Regions from separate parts of the Homo sapiens genome. Here region 1 is linked to region 2. A link is a contact called in ENCODE Hi-C or POLR2A ChIA-PET data. All regions are on one chromosome and are shown on one strand. The core of a region is the stretch at or near the end of the contact, and the rest is flanking DNA. Distances in the headings are between cores, read along the strand shown. Region 1 has its middle 5.9 kb from the start of LINC01629. Region 2 overlaps JDP2 (Jun dimerization protein 2).

Evidence for each region. Hi-C counts contacts between places; a loop is a spot of excess contacts on that map. ChIA-PET counts read pairs that join two places held with the same protein, here RNA polymerase II (POLR2A). Pooled maps may share reads with other maps.
Region 1: a loop to region 2 is called in a map of PC-9, with 6 times the contacts of the local background. The contact joins two enhancer-like sites. A Hi-C loop is called at or near these places in 1 of 168 maps with a recorded cell type or tissue (PC-9) and 1 of 50 pooled maps. POLR2A ChIA-PET finds 5 or more read pairs at or near these places in 2 of 52 experiments (BJ and PC-9).

The regions. Positions count from the first base shown.
Region 1 is chr14:76,952,427-76,955,126 of GRCh38, reverse strand. No RefSeq gene overlaps it. Among named protein-coding and RNA genes, the nearest start is that of LINC01629, 5.9 kb to the left of the region's middle. RefSeq lists enhancers at 882-1,451, 1,452-2,021. Within about 2 kb of position 1,331, at least 38 of the 41 ENCODE cell types and tissues checked have a DNase peak (open chromatin) inside an H3K27ac peak, as active enhancers do; they include PC-9, where a contact is called at or near this core.
Region 2 is chr14:75,451,761-75,454,460 of GRCh38, reverse strand. All of the region lies in intron 2 of JDP2 (Jun dimerization protein 2), which reads right to left. Among named protein-coding and RNA genes, the nearest start is that of JDP2, 25 kb to the right of the region's middle. RefSeq lists enhancers at 920-1,433, 1,434-1,949, 1,950-2,464. Within about 2 kb of position 1,425, at least 29 of the 41 ENCODE cell types and tissues checked have a DNase peak (open chromatin) inside an H3K27ac peak, as active enhancers do; they include PC-9, where a contact is called at or near this core.

The DNA of each region.
Region 1 (2,700 bases), core at 82-2,581, 1.5 Mb before region 2:
TTAGGCAATATTTACTATCTGGAAAGTAAGAATGAACACAACTTCTCCAGGGTTGTTGACGGCTCCTGGTCCTCTCCCAGATGTCACCTCCCTTCCTTGCCAGCTCCTAAGACACACTTGGCTCTGCTGGGAAATCCAGGAGTGAATTCCCTTCCTTTGTTTGTGAGTGTTGCACTGTTACAGGGGGCCATGATGGAGGCGTCAGCTGTGTTTCCACTCTGGGTCCTGCCAGGGTTGCCTCAGTTTCTTCCTGGATGGGCAGAGATTGAGCAAGGCTCTGCTGCTCTGAGGTGAACCTCTGGGAACAGGGAGGAAATCTGGCAAAATACAAAACCTACAAAATGTTCTTGCCCTGGCTTTCTGGCTTCAGTTGACTCCCAGCCTGGAGGACATTTTTTTTTTGCATTTGTTTTTTAATTCCTGTCTTCCCTATCCCCGCCCCAGAGTGAGGATCTGGTGAGATAATAATCATGATAGTGCTTTGAAAGTATCCCTGGCAGGCTGAGTAAATGGTAAGTCACACCTGTAATCCCAGCACTTTGGGAGTCTGAGGCAGGAGGGTCGATTGAGACCAGGAGTGTGAGACTAGACTGGGCAATATAGTGAGACCATCTCTACAAAAAATTTTAAAAATTAGCTCCTCGGGAGGCTAAGGTGAGAGGATTGCTTGAGTCTGGGAGGTGGAGGTTGCAGTGAGCTGAGATTGCACCACTGCACTCCAACCTGGGTGATAGATTGAGACCCTGTCTCAAAAATAAAAATAAATAAATAAATAAATAAAGGTATTCCTGGCTGAGGAATATAAGGGACTGTCATTATTACTATTTCTCTGCTGAGATTTACTCACATGGCTATGGGGCACAGAGGCTGTTGAGCCGCCTTTCTCCCATGTTCAGGAGGCCCCCCAGGAGCCAGTTTTTCTTTTTCTTTTTTCTTTTTTTTTTGAGACGGAGTTTCACTCTTGTTGCCCAGGCTGGAGTACAATGGCGCAATCTCGGCTCACTGCAACCTCCGCCTTCTGAGTTCAAGCGATTCTCCTGCCTCTGTCTCCTGAAAGTAGCTGTGATTACAGGTGCCCCCCACCATGCCCAGCTAATTTTTGTATTTTTAGTAGAGACAGGGTTTCACCATGTTGGCTAGGCTGGTCTCGAACTCCTGACCTCTGGTGATGCACTCGTCCCGGCCTCCCAAAGTGCTGGGATTACAGGTTTGAGCCGCTGCGCCTGGCCAAGCCAGTTTTTCTGACTCCTAACTCCCACCCCATCTCTGTGAGCTGGGCCTGCTGGTTCTGCTTCTGTGGAGAAAAGAGAAAGTGAAAGTGGCCCGGTGGAAGAGGCTCCCCTTGGAGCTCAGGGCCTGCTGGCGGCCTGTGGAGAGATCCCAGCAAGAAAGGGGAGCTCCTCCGCCCCACCCCAGGCCCCTGCCCTGAGCTGCCCGCACAGCCTTGGCCTGCCCTGTGGCTTGGCTCCTTCCTGCCACAGCCCTGGGCAGAACAGGCTGCCTGGGCAGCGGGAGAGTGGCCTGAGGCCACTGTTCCTGGTCTTCTGTCCTGACTCACCCTTCCAAAGTGGGTGAGAGGAGGGAAGGGAGGGCGTGGCAGCCAGGAGCTGTCCCCTGTGGGATGGGTTAGAAGCTGGAATGGCTGGGCCCTTGGGTCAGGATGCCACAGGGCTTCCCAGTGATATCACTGGGAGGCCCAAGGTATAGGTGTGGGCGAGGAAACTTAAAGGAACAAGATAATGCCATCAGCCGGCCTCTGGCACTAAGCTAACCTCAGGCCAGGCACCCTGCCAGGTGCTTTATCCACCTAGAAAACTTAGGGGTGCCTCAAAATCACAAGCTTCTGAAAAATACCTATGCCACTGGCCCTGCCCCGTTACTCCATTTATTCAATTATATATGTCTTTTTAAGAAACAGGATCTCCTGGCCGGGCGCAGTGGCTCACGCCTGTAATCCCAGCACTTTGGGAGGCCGAGGCGGGCAGATCACGAGGTCAGGATATCGAGACCATCCTGGCTAACACGGTGAAACCCCGTCTCTACTAAAAATACAAAAAATTAGCCAGGCATGGTGGCGGGCGCCTGTAGTCCCAGCTACTCAGGAGGCTGAGGCAGGAGAATGGTGTAAACCTGGGAGGCAGAGCTTGCAGTGAGCCGAGATCGCGCCACTACACTCCAGCCTGAGCAACAGAGTGAGACTCTGTCTCAAAAAAAAAAAAATAAAGAAAGAAACAGGGTCTCCTTTGGTCACTGCCCTACAGGCTGGAGTGCAGGGGCACAATCATAGCTCACTATAAGCTCACACTACTGGGCTCAAGTGATCCTGCCGCTGCAGCCTCATGAGTAGCTGGGGCTACAGGCACGATACCCAGCCAGTTTTTTTTTTCTTTTGAAGGGGTCTCACCATGTTGCCCAGGCTAGTCTCAAACTCCTGGCCTCAAGCAATTCTCCCACCTCAGCCTCCCAAAGTGTTGGAATTACAAGCATGAGCCACCACGCCCAGTCTCAATGAATATTTTTTTGAGTGCCCACAGTGCATCAGGCCCTGTCTAGACACAGGGACATAACCATGAAAACAGTTTGTTTGTTTGTTTTTGAGTCGGAGTCTCGCTCTGGTGCTCAGGCTGGAGTGCAGTAGCGAGATCTCGGCTCACTGCAATCTCCACCTTGCAGGTTCAGGTGATCCTCCTGCCTCAGCCT
Region 2 (2,700 bases), core at 176-2,675:
AATTTGCCATCTCAGTAAGTCACCCAGCACAGCTCTATTCAGCTTCCCCACTTTTGCAGATGAGGAAACTAAGAACATCAAGGCTGCGTAGATGCTCAGTGACAGCGCAGGACTCGTATCCAGGTCTTTGGGCCGCAGGGCCTGAGCACGTCCTGCTCTTCAAGGGGTGGGTGGTCTGATCATGATCACTGCCTTTAGAGTTAGAAGTTTTTAACATGTTTTAAAAAACGTTATTGCACAATTTACATGAAGGTGTAACATTCAAGCTCCATGGTTTAAAGGAGGGGACGTCACCAGCTCCTCTCGGGCCTAACCCTCACCCATTTCCGTGTTTCTCAGGCCCCGTCTGCAGGTGGCGCGGCATTTCCACTGTGACAAACAGCAGCCCAGATGTGATTTTGAATTCTGACTTTTCATAAGCGTTTTCAAAAACATAGCTTGCAGGACCCACAGAGAGACAGAATGAGAAAGAGAAATTACATTCTCAACCCAAGGCGCTGAAAATACAGAAACTCTCACATGGACAAAGAAATAAAGGAAGTGATAAGCAAAAATGGACACAAAAGAAAAACCAAAACCCCCAGCACTAACCAGAGTAGCCCAAGTCTGAGGGTTCTGTCTCATACTAAGAATTGTTGCCTGGGCAGACAGAACCAGGCTAATCTGAGACTTGTGGCATCAGAGTTGACAGTGTGAGCTTTGGTTGGTGGGGTTGGGGGGTGGTCTTTAAGACCTGAGTTCCTCCAGAAGCTCTGCTGTAGACCAGCTGTGTGCTCCTGGGCAAGTTACTTGGCCTCTCTGAGCCTCCATTCCTCACTTGTACAGGAAGGTACTGAGCCCTGCCGCACATGGTAGTAATGAGGACTGAGTTCCAGCCCAGAGCCGGGAGCACAGGAAGAGTTCCGTGATGCCAGCTTCCCTGCCTTCCTTCGCAGGCAAGGCGGAGGTGGTGCTATTGCAGCAGCGGCACACTGGCCTGCCTCCGGGCAGAATGCGGCACAGAAAGGAGTACTGCGGAGAGGGAGGAGCAGGCTGGGGAGTTCAGGGCGTGCTGAGTTGTCAGTGAGCAGGCCTGGAGTAACAGCCCCGCAGCCTCCAAATCTAGCCTCAGGCCTCACACAGCCAGCCAGGCCCACCAGGGCCCCCCCTGCATGGAGGAGCCACATTTCAACACCAGGGACCCATGAGCACCCTGGGAAGTAAACACCCAAATACCAAACATACCAGACATTCCCCTACATAAACAGGGCTGCACTAAGCCAGGGGCTGCAGTCCCTCCCCACTCCCCCACCCCCCATCAACAAAGTAGGGCAATTCAGGGACAAGATCTCAGCCTGCCCAGCCGGCTAGGCCCATAGCCTCCTCCCACTCCAGGAGGGAGGAATGAGGAAACCCCAGGGGCCCTCAGCCAACTCCCTTGCTGACCCCCGGCAGCCTGCAGGGGCCAGGCCCTCCCAGCATCCCCCATGGGGCTGAGCTGTTGGAAACTCTCTGCCCTCCTGTCTCTCCCGTCATCTCTTGCCAGGCCTTCTTACTCAGTGGCCAAGGTCTGGGCCTCAGCTGTGAAATATTGAGCTGTTTCAGTGAACAGCGGGCAGGGCTTTAGGAGAAAATTCAAGACAAATGGTCAGTCTAAGGCTGGGGTTGCAGACTCACATCACCTCAGGGGTCAAGCAAGTAACTCACCATTAGTGAGGGGGGAGGGCTGGATGGGGCGGTGGCCACCCCTCCTGCCATGGGAGGGGACACTAGCCCCAGTGGGATGCAGGCTCAGTGCTGCTAATTCTTCCAAGTTTTCAAGAAAATATAAATTTTTGAAGTAAAATCTCCCACTTTTGAATGTCAGCAACAAATTCCATTTTGAAAGGAACACCGCATGAGCCAAACAAAACACATCTGTGGGCTGCACTGGCCCACGGCTGCTGATTTATGACCTCTGGCAGTCAGCTGACCCTAGTGGGCTTGTCCTCAGAAGCCTGGGCTCTGGTCACCACAGTGCCCTGCTCTGTGACCTCGAGTCAATCAGGTCACCTCTCCGGTCCTGGGGCTCATCTTTAATAAGCACAAGTAGCTCCCATTTCTCACTGACCTTCAAACACATCTGCAAGGTGGGTCTCAGGGGCCTTATTTTACAAGTGAGAAAACTGAGGCTCAGCGAGGTGGAGTGTCTGCCCGAGGCTGCCAAGCTGGGAAAAGACAGGGATTGACTCCATTCCATCAGGCTACCTTCCACACGGTGGGCTGGACTAAAATCTCCGCAAAGTCCTTTCCAGCTCTGACTTCTCTGGGTTTTCATTCATCCAGCCTTCAAGGGCAGCGTGGGCCTGATTGAGGGATGTAGGAAGGGTGCCCCCTAATTTCTTATAAGAAGTTTCTTAGCTGGGCACAGTGGTGTACACCAGTAGTCCCAGCCACTCAGGAGGCTGAGGCTGGAGGATTGCTTGAGCCCAGGATGTTGAGACTGCAGTAAGCCATGATTGTGCCACTGCACTCCGGCCTGGGCAACAGAGCAAGACTCTGTCTCGAAAAAAAGAAAAAAGAAGTTTCTGCTTTTACAGACGCTTAGTGCCAGGGGCTCTTGGAAGCACCAAGGCTAATCCCTAGATTTTAGATGAGGAAACTGAGTCCCAGAGAAGGAAATGGCTTGCTCTTCAAGACAGGGATTGGGTCTTCACAGACCAGCCCAGAGGACACTGCTTG